Regions from separate parts of the Homo sapiens genome. Here region 2 is linked to region 1. A link is a contact called in ENCODE Hi-C data. All regions are on one chromosome and are shown on one strand. Each heading gives the region's core, a stretch centred on a gene start or an enhancer-like site at or near the end of the contact. The rest is flanking DNA. Distances are from core to core; before and after follow the strand shown. Region 1 overlaps LINC01091 (long intergenic non-protein coding RNA 1091). Region 2 overlaps LINC01091 (long intergenic non-protein coding RNA 1091).

Region 1 (6,668 bases), core at 3,958-6,457:
CATATGAAGTAATGGAAGAAGAATGTTCTGGCAGCAGAAACCATGGAGGCTGGAGGCAAGCTTTGCTCTGTTACCCTCATCTGTTGGCAGCTGCTTTCAGACTGCAAAAGTGAACTTTCTGGTTTCAACCTTCACATCATGTTATAGTCATTAACAGCAGAACGATATCTGGACTCCACATAGGCACAGTATCAACACTTGGCTATGCATTATGATATAAACACAAAATCAAACCTAAGGGATGTTCCATATAATTGCTCCAAATGAAAAAAATGCCCAGGCACAATTCTTTACTGGGCATTTCTATTACAAAGATATATAGAAAGATCTTTTTCTCCATAGCAACAGTCCAATAATTTTTTCATGTTTATTTTATACTTTGGGATGTAAAAAAGAGGATAAAGGTGTAGAATGAATGTACTGGTGATACCTATAAGCCAGCCATATCACCTAGAATGAAAGAATTGTGACAATTGATAAGTAATCAAATTAAGTATCCTGTTTGGTTCGTGTCCACAGGAATGCAATTCATTAAATACTAGTGGGTATGTAGCCCCATGAAAGCTGGTGCCATGCCATCAGCCAGGGTTCTAGCCTTCTGGCTCATATTTGGTAACAAAGAAAGAGAATTTCTGTAATTCCAACAGCAAAACCTAGTGGAAAAATTGCAAGTTTTCTGCCTAAAACTCTCCCAGCCAACCTAAATACAGAATAGCATGCAGTATGTATTTCTGCATAATTTTTAAAGACCATAAAAGGTGTCATAATGGAGTTATAAGGGAGATCAAGAGAGATTTAAAATTATAACAAAACTCAACCATTGTGGAAGAGAATGTGGCAATTCCTCAAGGATCTAGAACCAGAAATACTATTTGACCCAGCAATCCCATTACTGGGTATATATCCAAAGGTTTATAAATCATTCTACTATAAAGACACATGTACACATATATTTACTGCAGCACTATTTACAATAGCAAAGACTTGGAACCAACCCAAATGCCCATCAATAATAGACTGGATAAAGAAAATGTGGCACATATACACCATGGAATACTATGCAGCCATAAAAAAGAATGAGTTCATGTCCTTTGCAGGGACATGGATGAAGCTGGAAGCCATCATTCTCAGCAAACTAACACAGGAACAGAAAACCAAACATCGCATGTTCTCACTCATAAGTAGGAGTTGAACTGTGAGAATACATGGACACAGGGAGGGGAACATCACACACCGGGGCTTGTCAGTGGGTGGGGGGCAAGGGGAGGGGGAGCATTAGGACAAATATCTAATGCATGCGGGGCTTAAAACCTACATGGCAGGTTGATAGGTGCAGCAAACCACCATGGCACACGTATACCTATGTAACAAACCTGCATGTTCGGCACATGCATCCCAGAACTTAAAGTAAAATAAAATAAAATAAAATAAAATGAAAAATTATAACAAAACACATTCTAGTCCAGCAAAAATAGTAGCCTGGTCAAGGCCACGTCATAATAAAATATTTTTCCATCATCCCCCATGTATTGAGCACCTTTTTTTCCTCTGGGTTTTCTCATTCAAAATGTGAATACTATATGTGGGATTTTTTTCAAAAATTTCCACATTGGCTTTTCCCCACTGGTTTTGGTGGCCTCGTTAAATTAAGAGAAAACAATTGTGGGAAACAAATAAGAATGTGTATCAACTTTCAACCTGTATATGTATCTATCAACCCATGCCTAAGTATCTATAGCTAACAATATCAAGAAAGGTGCACAGAAAAAAAATCAGACACCAGAGCCCATGAAAACTTGGTATATATAATGTTTGGTTTTCATAAAAATTTGTCTTTCTAATTCCCCTAACTCTAGCCCATAGTTACTTTTTCTATAGCTCTTATACTGGAATACATACCTTAGGTTACTATATGTGTTAAGACATTCACTGGGCAAGAATTATGTCTTTTAAATTTTTCCTACTGCATAAGTTAAGAGTTTGGTAAAGTGTACACAAAAGCAGTCAATGAGCACTCATTTTTGAAAGATGCATGAAACTCTTATAATTTTTTGAGGCATGAATTTAAAAGGAAGTTCTTTATATGAAGACAGAGGGTTAAGTGTGTGTAAAGGAGTAGAACTGCTATTGCTCAATGAACAGTATGACCAGCCCATCTAATTTAACTGTATTTATTTGTATAAAGGATACTGAAAGCAAATTCTTGGCCTGAGTTGCTTGAAGTCCTGGACCTTCAGGGCACCCATCAAGAGGGAAGAACTTGTCCTGCCCCTTATCCTTGTTGGCTTTGACCTAATCAGGGAAGGTGCTGACCCTCTCACTGGGCTTGCAGGCAAATTTCCACCTGTACTCATCATACACACTTGTCCACTACTCTGAAAATATGGAGAGAGATAGAGACAGAGAGAAAAAGAGAGCAGTAGATAGAGGGAATAGCCACTACCTCCCACACTACTTAGCAGTATAGTTTAAGAGACTTAGCTCAAGCTGTACTACCTTTGTTAATGCCATCAAGAAATGTCTATCTCAAGCTGCCTTTATCTTCATAGCTTTTTCCTTAACTACAATATCAATTTTTTGTTTTATTACGCATGCCAGTTGGGCTTGGTTTATTTAGCCTTCTCAGGAAAATGTACACTACAATACCACAGAACACACTGAACTTCCTAGTAAGTACTGTTCAATTCTGATGCTTCATTTTTCCTAATACGCTGTCTTATTCAGTTGCAAGAAAAGCAGTGGGTAGGGTAAACAATCTTTAACCACTTCTCTGAATTTTGAAAATGATTTTAAATTATTCCCTGCTAATTTGGGGGGAAAATTTTAAGTAAAGTACTAAAGAACTTCTAAAACTCACCCGGCAGTGAATTTTCAAAATAAGAGAATCACAGAGCCACTACCAACTTCACAGTAGATGTGTATAAGTTCTTCTCAGAAGGTTGACTACCTCTGGCATTGCTAAATCAGGAGGGGACAGCCCACAATTCTCCCTTTGGCAGCAAGCACCTACACACAGTCATCAGTACAAAAAAGGAAAAAATGAAAACATCCTCTGTTTTGCCAAAAGATTGTCTCAGTGTCTCCTCCATCCAGGGACCCCTACATCTTCTTGAGTCCAGGCCCCGCCTGTTTAATTCCTTAGTACTGGAGAATTCTTGCTAGCGTATAGCTTTTTCTAGGGACTTGACCTTTTCCTTTCTAACTAATGACACCCAACACCACCTTACTCTATGAATTCAGTGTCCTTCCTTTAGTCTGTCTAAAGCCAAACATACCCTCCAAGCCCTTTCTGCCAATTCATCCTCTTTGTTCTTTTTGTCTTAATCATTCCTGCTCTCCTGCTGCCCCAGAGCATCCGCATGCCATGAATTTGCACTCTATAAGAACTAGCTCTTCCCACACAAAAGACATTGCATGCTTTTCAGAATCAATCAGACACAAATTATTTAAAGAGTCCATGTAAATATACACTCCAATATTAATGGAAAAGTGGTGTCACTGCTAAGACTTCTCCAAAGACAAATTTGTAGTGAAAAGCTTTAAAAGGCGAGAATGAATGAAAAAGTTTTTACTATATTAGGCTCATCTGGCCACAAAGAGGTTGAAACTCAGCTGTGAAACAGGCCATCGGGTAGTGAACACTCCACTTTCTTTTCAAGTCCACTTCTGTGGCCACCAATGACCACATAATGCCTACAGAAGGTTAACCCATGTCACTGACTGAGATTGGCACCGAGCCCATTGTCTGCTCCACTTGCAAATACCTTCTTAAACAACCTTATATGAGCAGTTCTCTTCTCAGGCTACTCTAGCACAGCTGTGGCCAGCTGCACTCAGCCTTCAGCCCAGCCATGGATTATATACCAGATGATTCCTGTTCATTGAAAATACTGGAAACAACAAGGAATACATCACACTGCCGAGAAATTGGATCCACCCAGAGAGACCAAAGGAAAGCTATGACATTTGAGGAACAGGCAAACATTTCTCCTGCAAGCATTTACTGAAGCAGGTATATTAGGAGGAAACTAATCCATCAGATTCCCAGACACACATTTATTTTCTGGTTCCTTTGTTTTTAATTTTGTTTCTTTCTGGTTGAGTTCGGGAGGTGGGGGGAGTTTAGCAGAAGGAAAAACTCCTCATACTTTATCCAGTATGTTTTCTTTTCTTCTCTGTCCAAGACTATAAAAACAAGTTTGGATACTCCACCGGAATGCTGTCACAGTTCTGAATTTGGAAACTGATATTACCATGTCCGTAAAGGACAAAGAATGGAGGCTCCAAATGTTGTAATGAGTAACGCTTTTTAAAACTCAGAAAACTGACCAACATCTGAGAACTAACTTGATCCAGCCAAATATTTCTGGGTATAAGAAGAGGCAATGATAATTAGAATTGCTGCTTGTAGATAGGTAGTTTAAACTACACACAGTAGCTGGATGTCTTCAAGGTAAAAGCAACTGAAGAGCATTAGTGTTCAAGTATCATTAACCTCTCCAAAACGTTTCTTGGCAAACGGTTCTGAAGGCCTTCACTGAGTTTCTGTCATTCTTCCCCTCCTTCTGTTCTATGTCTTCCCACACTCAGTGAGTGGAACATTTGGATCATTTTTAAATTGTGTGAGGGAAGAGACCAAGAAAAAAAATAATTGAAGAACAGGGCAACTCTCTAGTAGTAATAAATATTTAACTTGAAAAATGCCTAAGAATAAATATCATCTATATAGGCACATACAAGACTGTGGCACTCCTCTTTTGTTCACATGTAGGATCTTAGAAAAAATAACCCCAATATTTTACTATGAAAGATTATAGGTACCTATGTTTTGATTCACTTTTTTCCAACGTACCTGACTTTAAAGTTTTCCTTTTCAAAGAGCCAAGTGAACTCCTGCATCTTGTCTCCCTTCTTGCTAATTATTTAAAGAGATGACTCCAACGCCATGTTTGAAAATGTAAGAACCTTTTATTACTAAGGGTCAATATTCAGAGCATGGCAACACAGTTTATTTCATGATACTTCTTAAAATTCTTTTCCCACTGACAAATTTGGCCCTTTCACAGAGGCAGGATCATTGAGTTTCTGGAAGGAAAACGCCTTGGGTTTGCCAAGAGTTTCCCCTACTGGGCTGATGACACCTCCTAAAACTACGGAGAGGAAAATGCTCTGCAGGTCAGGCAGCAGGAGTTGAGGTCCCAACTGTGTCTCAATTTGAAAGACTGAGTCAGGCACGCAGCTGCCAGGTGCCTGAGGAATCTGAATTGTTTTGCAACATTAAAGTCATTGTGAATGAGGGGAACTGGTCATGCTGAAATGATGCTACTGTTTCTGTGGAATTTTAGTGATGCCCAGAGCAAGTTGAAAATCCATTTGCCATTCCTTTTTTTCCTAATTCCATTCTTCACCTGCAATGTGTCTCAGGGCATTAGAAAGTGTTTTTGCTACTCAGAAACAAATTGGAAAGAATAGGTTTCATTGAAAACATGCTCAGACTGGATTTAAAATTATAGACTTGTAAGACTTGGGACAGAGAGAAAAGTGAAAGTTATCCGTGGCAGAAACTGTAATAGTTGTCACTAATTATTTTTTCATTTTCTATAGTAATAGAATCCCTGAACTTTAGTTGGGTATTTGAAATACTCTTATTTCCTAGCCATTTTGCACCTAGTTGTGACTATTTGTCTAAATTCTGGATGCACATTGAAGTAATACATGCAACCTATGCCAAATAACCTTAAAGGGAGAGAGTAGGCTCATCATCTTTCTTCTTCCTGCCACCTGGAAAGTGATGTGATGGCTAGAGCTGAAGCAGCCTTCTTGGACCTTGACGTTATCTTAAAAATAGAGGCCTTATGTAGTAAAACTCCAAGCAATGAGGCACCTAGATCCTTGAGGCTTTGCTCCACAAAGCCTTGATCACTTACATTGTATTTCTTTCCTCCAGGCATAAAATAAGAGAGAAATAAGTGATCTCATTTTAAATTTTAGTGTTACTTGCAACCAGCTCTTCTCCTAATATATCATCCAACACATTTTTTACATTGCCTTTGCTTGAAATGTTTCCAGATGTGGTTTGTTTTTGTTTTTGTTTTTCCAACTATCTCCAAAACTTTTAACTTAAAAAAAATCTACAGCTGCTACTGATATTAAAGCTTCCTGCATGTTTATTTCCAGGCAGAAGAAAACTAGGATGTTTTTTCCTCTCCCTTGTTTTGCCATTTACTCTCCTACCACATCCTATTTCACTTCTCTCACCCAGTGCATAGCCCCCTGGAGGTTTCAGCCACCTACAGAATGAATTTTTCAGCAAACAGTTACAACATGTACAAAAATGAAGGTTTATAAAGCTTGAGAGATCTTCGGAAACACTTTTTTAAGAACGGTCATTTTAGTATAGCAAAACCTCTGATCAATTAAGAGACAGGCACTAATAATACCTTCTATAATCAAACTCCCAGCCTCCAAACTTACCAGGAACTTTGTAAGGAAAAAAAAATCAACCTAAATGCCTGTACCAAAACTACCCCAAAAATGTTCACTAGTGTGAGAAGATACTACTGTGAAAAGTTATTGATGATCAAATAGTTTATTTATGTGCATCACACACACATACACATACACACACACACACACACACAAGAACACAAGTTTTAAAAGATCAGGAA
Region 2 (6,866 bases), core at 2,934-5,433, 110 kb before region 1:
ACTTCCAGAAAAATCTCTTCATTCTTGGCCTCCATAGCCCTAATTTCTCTTGGTTTTCCTCTTACCTCTCTGAGCAATTCTTCTAAGTCTGCTTTGCTGACCTTCTCTTGTAATAGGCTCTGAAGTGCCAATGTTCCCCAGCGTCTTAATCATGGCATATTCTTGCATTGCACACTTCTATGGTTCAAGTACTACTCATATATTAGAGGTTCCCAATTCTATAATATTATCAGTCTTGGAACTCTCTTCGAAGATTCATGCCTTAGTGCTTGTATTATTCTGAACTTTTTTTCACCTGAACAACCCCGAAGAAACAAACCTGTACAAACTTCTTTTATTTCCTAAATCTCTTTTGTCCCTCATCCCACCTTTATCCAACCACAAATTCTATATACTCTACATGCTAAATATCCTTCGTGTCCATCTTTTATTTGTAATCTCCATTCCCACTGTCCCTTATTCAGCAGTCATCTGTATGATTGCAAAAATCCAAAGAGAAACAAACAAGCAAACAAGAACTTTCTAAATGATCTTCCTGCTTTTAATTTCATCACATTTCCATTGTACTACTGCTTATGTGATTTTTCTAATATATGTAACATAGCCACTTTCCTATTCTACATCTTAAAGTGGCTTTTCTTTCCTTAAGTCAATACCCACATCCTTAGCAGGTTATAGGAAGCCATTCATGTTCTAAGCACCTTCATTTGTGGGCTCTTCTGCCACCCTCCACACACTCACTCACTTCAGCAACCTTGAACACTGATGTTTACTATGTGTGCTGCCAACTTTCTTTCCTCTGTGCCTTTGGACATGCTGATCTCACTGACTCCAAAATTCTTCCCCTCTTTTTCTGCCAGGAAAATTTCTCTTTTAAGACTCACCCAAAAAATTTCTCCATAGCTAGGTCAGCCTCTTTTCCTAAGCCATATTAGATGCTCTCTTAGCTTCCTTTAGCATTTTGTACATGCTTCCATTACAGCAATTTATACCACAGCTTGTATGCATTTCTTTGTATATACTTTGTATAGCCTTTTTTTGTATATCCTTCCTGAGGAAAGGAATCATATCTTATTCATTTTTATGACAAACACCAGGCACAGTGCCTAGTGCTCAAAAGATGTTTTTTATATTAATATTAAGCAGAGAAAGGATATGCATATGAAAGATATATGGTCCCTGATTTCAAAGAAATAACATTACAATCTAAAGATTTATAGTGGAAAAAATATAAAATAGATTTGCTTATATTCCACCAGAGAGTACAATTAGAAAAATTTACAAAGAAAAAAATTACTCAATAAAATAATGTACTCTCTAATCTTTGGAGTTATCTAACTAGCAAGCAGGAGGCATCAAGAGTTAGTGAGCTTCTGATTACTAGATTCAGGCTGAAATAAGATGGCTTAGTGTCTTCAACCAGAATGTGGTCTCTATTCAACACTTGTACTGGATGAGGGTTTAGACCTCTACAAGTCCTACGTGCCTGACGTCATTCTCTGAAAAGGCTGACGATTAAGTGATTCTCAAATAATTTTTTTAGTAAATAAGATTGTTTGGTATCTCTGCCTCAACTGTGTAATTTAAAATATTAAATTTGAATTAATTACAGTGTATTCATAGTAAGAGTTCACTAAAATTTTGTAATTCCACAATATTCTGGGAATGTACAACTAGAGACATTATTTTGGATTTATTTGGTAGTAGTAGGGAACAATAATTAATGCCTCCTTTCCCCTACCTGAGATTGGATGCTTAGTAAAGATGAACATAGGAGTCAGATAAATTAAGGTCAAGTATTACCTTTGTTATCAATAAAAATGAACAGCTTTAGGTTACTGATTAAGCCACATTCTTCTGCAGGCCTAATAATATACCCTACATTGAAAATACCGATTGCCTTAGTTGTTTTTGTGCTGCTAGAGCAGAATACCATGCACTGGGTAATTTATAAAGAACAGAACTGTATTTTCTTTTCTTTTCTTTTCTTTTTTTTTTTTTTTTTTTTTTTTGAGACAGGGTCTTGCTCTGTCGCCCAGGCTGGAGTGCAATGGCCTCTTCTTGGCTCACTGCAACCTCTGCTTCTTGGGTTCAAGCAATTCTCCTGTTTTAGCCTCCCAAGTAGCTGGGATACAGGCACCCGCCACCACACCCGGCTAATCTTTTGTATTTTTAGTAGAGACAGGGTTTCACCATGTTGGCCAGGATGGTCTTGAACTCCTGACCTCATGATCTGCCCACCTCGGCCTCCCATAGTGCTGGTATTACAGGTGTCAGCCACCACACCAGGCCACTAAAACTGTATTTTCACAGTTCTAGGGGCTGCAAAGTCCAAGATCTAGATGCCAGTATCTGATTAGGGTTTCCTTGCTGCATCCTAACACAGCAGAAGAAGGAAGAGCAAGGGAGAGACAAACTCTATGTCTTCACATGGCAGAAAAGCTGAAGAGATATAACTCAGTCCCTCAAGACCTTTCTATAGCAGCATTAGTCCCTTCCACCTATAAACCTCCCATCAGACCCTACCCTATTGCATTGGCAATTAAGTTTCCAACACAATAATTTGAGAGGACACATTCAATCCATAGCACTCACTCATCTAAAGATGCTGGTTTCCTCTGTTGCGACTGCCAGAAGGTAAACAGCAGAGCCAAAGAAACTTGGGGAGGATCCAGAAAACCTTGAGCCAACCGTACCTTTTTTCTTCCCCCATTTTCAATGGTCAGTGGAAGGAGAGTGAGTGAGTGGGTGGAAAGAAGTTAGAAATGCTCCTCTGATTAATTCTTCCGGAGAGTTAAGAAGACTTTTCCTTTTCTCTATGGATGCATGAAGAATAAGGAAGTGTTCTAACATACTTTTAAGAGCAATGTCAAATTAGCCGGGCGCAGTGGCAGGCGCCTGTAGTCCCAGCTACTCCGGAGGCTGAGGCAGGGGAATGGCGTGCACCCAGGAGGCAGAGCTTGCAGTAAGCCGAGATTGCGCCACTGCACTCCAGCCTGGGCGACAGAGCAAGGCTCCGTCTCAAAAAAAAAAAAAAAAAAAAAGAGCAATATCATCTTTCAGTAGCTTCCGAGTCTACAATTGGCCTTACATATTAAAAACACAATCTTCTTTGATATTTTGAAAGATCAAAAATTTAGCAGCTATTCTAAAAACTAACCTGTTTCTTTAGAATAACCTGTTTCACTATTTACTTATGCACTCATGCATTCAAAAAAACATTTATTAAATGCCTATCATGTTCCTGGTTCTTTTATGCTAGTGATCAAAGGAAAAATAAGCCACCATCAATGTCCTTAAAGAGCTCTAGCTGGAGAAATGGCCAATTAACTAATAAAAATAATAATAGTAATAAAACGTGATACACAGTATAATGGAGGAAGGAATATTATACCATGAACCCAAAGGGGAAGGAGCAATTAATTACTAGAAGAAAGAAAAAGAAACATTGTAATAAAAATAACAAAAACATATTGTCCTGATGTAGGCTTTGAAAAATGAATAGGAGTTCACTAGGAGAAAATGAGTAGGAACGAAGCTATCCCTTAAAAAAGAAGGACCATGGGCAAAGGCACAAAGGTCTGAATATGCAGCATTTCAGAAATCATTAAACTAAAAGGAAAGCACATTTGATATATGTAAAATATTTTCACATTTAACTTAAAGTTTATTAAAGCAGGGAAACTTTTGCGTAGTTTAATAAAATTACAAAGATCTAGAGGTGAGGCATTTTGAACTAGTTAATAACCAAATGATTTAGGGAATTATTCATTAACCATTAACAAATACCTCCTGCATCCCTCATCTTTGGTTGAGTTCCAACAGTAATATCTCAGAGGTCTTGGCACTTGAAATCTGAACTTAAGCATTTATGTCTACAATATAAGGACCAAAAATATTTTGCTTCTGGGTCATTAAAATTTTTAGAATAATAAGCCCTTCCTTAGCAGCCTTTCTATTTGGTAGAACGCCATGCAGCAATGTGTTCCATATCTGAATTCATAGGGGAAATAAAGTGGTGCTCTTGTTAAGGAAATCCATTTCCTCCAAAAGGACAAGGTATGACAAAGACTGTTTTTCCAACTTAATGTAAATTTCATAACATCAGCAGCGTGCCGTGCAAACTGCCAAATGGAAAGGCTCCCACACGCCCCATCCACATAATACATGGACTCAGGAGGGGCAGAAATTACATTTACTTTAGGAACGATACATCCTCCACACAGCCTCTAAAATCTGCACTGGTGAACCCACTCCTATCTGTTGAAGTCTTTGTCTTTATTAAATGCTTTCTTTCAGGATGGCTAAAATGATGAGAGGTCTTTTGCTTGCTTTTCTTCCTCTTTTGCTGTCTCTTTCCCTTTACAGATACAGCCCCAGTGATTGAAAAACCCGACCTGCAAATCTGACCGTTCAACTTATCTAGGACAATCTCTAAGTACAAGGTCGACATTATCTCAGCCTGCATCCTGTGTAATTATAGTATTTGGCTGGCATTGCTGAATAGGGGCTGAAATCCATCAGGTTTTAGTTAATCTTCCTTGAGTAATCACAGCTGGTTGGCCGGAAGAAAATGATTATGAAATAAAGTTGTTGTGTCTCAATAATAAAGATTACTGATATGCAGGGCAAGCTCTATCTAAGGTTAACCTTTCTCTACATATGAAGGCTCCATATAACTGAGGAACAAGAAATTGTTTCTGAAAAGTCTGCTTTGCTTCAGATTTTAACTTCTCTTTTCTTTTAACTTTTACTAAATCCCCCACCAGTCCTGAATTTTCGTTACACTGCACTGAAACACATATACTAACCCTTTGGAAGTTTTTCAAACAGATCCAACTAGCAGTTTAATGGACATGAGATCAGCTTCCTTCAAGTCTTTGAGTAGAATCTCATGTTGTTTTATTAAGAATCTTTTTATTGTGCTAATCTTGAGGCTATGAGTTATTCACACGACAGACAGGATGACGATGAATCTGCATGGTGATATTAGAGAGTATGTCAAGTGATGTTGTAGTGGCGCAAGCTGTATATTCAGAACAAAAAACAGACTTACACAGTTGGAGAAAACTCTCCATCACTGTCTATGCAATATGAACAATGCAGCATACATCCAATCCAATAATTTTTACCCCTTCTTATGATAAGAGATGATCACAAAAGATTTATCTAGCAACTGTAAAAAGGCACAGATGGTGGTATGGTGGTTAACAGCACAGATTCTGCAGTCATAGCTAGCTTTGCCTCTCACCAGCTATGTGACTTTGGGTGAATTACTTAACCTCTCTATTGACTTAGTTTCCTCAACCTTAAAATAGAAATTATAATAATAGTAGCTGTCTCATGTGCACATCATGAAGATTAAATGAGTTAACATATCCAGGATGCTCAGAACAGTTATTGGCATTTAAAAAGCATAGTAAGTGTTCACTCTTGATAACATTAAAACATATAAAGAAACAGGATTGGCTGGATCCTAACGTTGTTGGATAGGCAGTAAGTACAACTTGCAAGATCTTTAGCTCTAAATTCTTGTTTGATACTTGACTTCAGGCTATTAACATTTAACCAGAGACTCATAAACAAAATGACCTATGGTTAAACTCATCACGTTAATGTGTCTACTCATGAGAAATAAGAACGCACATAAAAATAGTACACCATAGATTTTGTCTGGAAGGGTAAGATGAGAGCAAGAGGACAAGGGAAGATGATTTGCTTGAGGCTGATGGTTCTGGGCACAGTGGCTCCCAGACTCCTCCTTATTCCACTGCTTTCATTGCCCTTACAGCACATGACTGGGATGACCAAGGAAGTTCCTCCTACAAAGAAATACATTTCAGTGTCTGAGTTTCCAAGCACATATTGGCATCCATTCCTTGGCTATTGAACTGACTCTTCTTTCTTCCTAATTACATCCCTAATGTAAATACATCCAGCAATAATCCTTAATTACATCCTCTTAATTACACACCGACTGCAAATGCATGCCAACTCTCCTTTGTCATCATTTAAGTCAATTGGTTAATACTAAACCAAACAAATACATAGACACACAAGAAAGCCATAAGTGGGAGGTTTTGAATAGAAAGATAAGCTGAGAAATATGTATTTTTCATTTTTATTTTTTAAAGCCAAAGCAAGTTTATTAGGAAAGTAAAGGAATAAAAAAATGGCTACTCCATAGGCAGAGCAGCCCCAAGGGCTGCTGGTTGCCCATTTTTATGGCTATTTCTTGATTATATGCTAAACAGGGGTGGATTATTTGTGCCTCCCATTTTTGAACCATATAGGTAACTTCCTGACATTGCCATGGCATTTGCAAATTGTCATGGTACTGGTGGGAGTGTAGTAGTAAGGGCAACCAGAGGACACTCTCATTGCCATCTTGGTTTGGGTAGGTTTTAGCTGGCCTCTTTACTGCAACTTGTTTTATCAGCAAGGTCTTTATGACCTGTATCTTGTGCGGACCTCCTATTTCATCCTGTGACTTAGGATGCCTTAGCCTCCTGAAAATGCAGCCCAGCAGGTCTCAGCCTTATTTTCCTCAGCCTCTATTCAAAATGGAGTTGCTCTGGTTCTAATGCCTCTGACATTTCCCCCCTCCCTTTTATAAGAGAACCCTTAATCCTAGGGGTTGCAGAGGGACGACGATCAGTCTTCTGTAACTTCTTCAGGCTGAATAGGGGTGAAGTTATACCTGCCTAACTATTGGGTCTCTTGCATTTAGCATAGAGAGGAGTTCAGTCAGAAAGCATTGGTATGGTGAGGGCCATTCATAACTCTTGAATTCCAACAAATGGTGATATCTGGAAGATTAATAACTATTTAATTTAAGAAAACATTGAGTAAGCTTATTCTGCATT

Evidence for each region. A loop is a pair of places that touch in the nucleus more often than their neighbours do. Pooled maps may share reads with other maps.
Region 2: a loop to region 1 is called in a map of cardiac septum, with 1.8 times the contacts of the local background. The contact joins two enhancer-like sites. A Hi-C loop is called at or near these places in 3 of 168 maps with a recorded cell type or tissue (Right ventricle myocardium inferior, cardiac septum and endothelial cell of umbilical vein) and 5 of 50 pooled maps.

Annotation. Positions count from the first base shown.
Region 1 is chr4:123,784,255-123,790,922 of GRCh38, reverse strand. The region is part of intron 3 of LINC01091 (long intergenic non-protein coding RNA 1091); the gene reads right to left. Among named protein-coding and RNA genes, the nearest start is that of LINC01091, 140 kb to the right of the region's middle. RefSeq lists a cis regulatory region at 6,150 and an enhancer at 6,066-6,235. Within about 2 kb of position 5,207, at least 10 of the 41 ENCODE cell types and tissues checked have a DNase peak (open chromatin) inside an H3K27ac peak, as active enhancers do.
Region 2 is chr4:123,890,833-123,897,698 of GRCh38, reverse strand. All of the region lies in intron 4 of LINC01091 (long intergenic non-protein coding RNA 1091), which reads right to left. Among named protein-coding and RNA genes, the nearest start is that of LINC01091, 240 kb to the right of the region's middle. Within about 2 kb of position 4,183, at least 6 of the 41 ENCODE cell types and tissues checked have a DNase peak (open chromatin) inside an H3K27ac peak, as active enhancers do.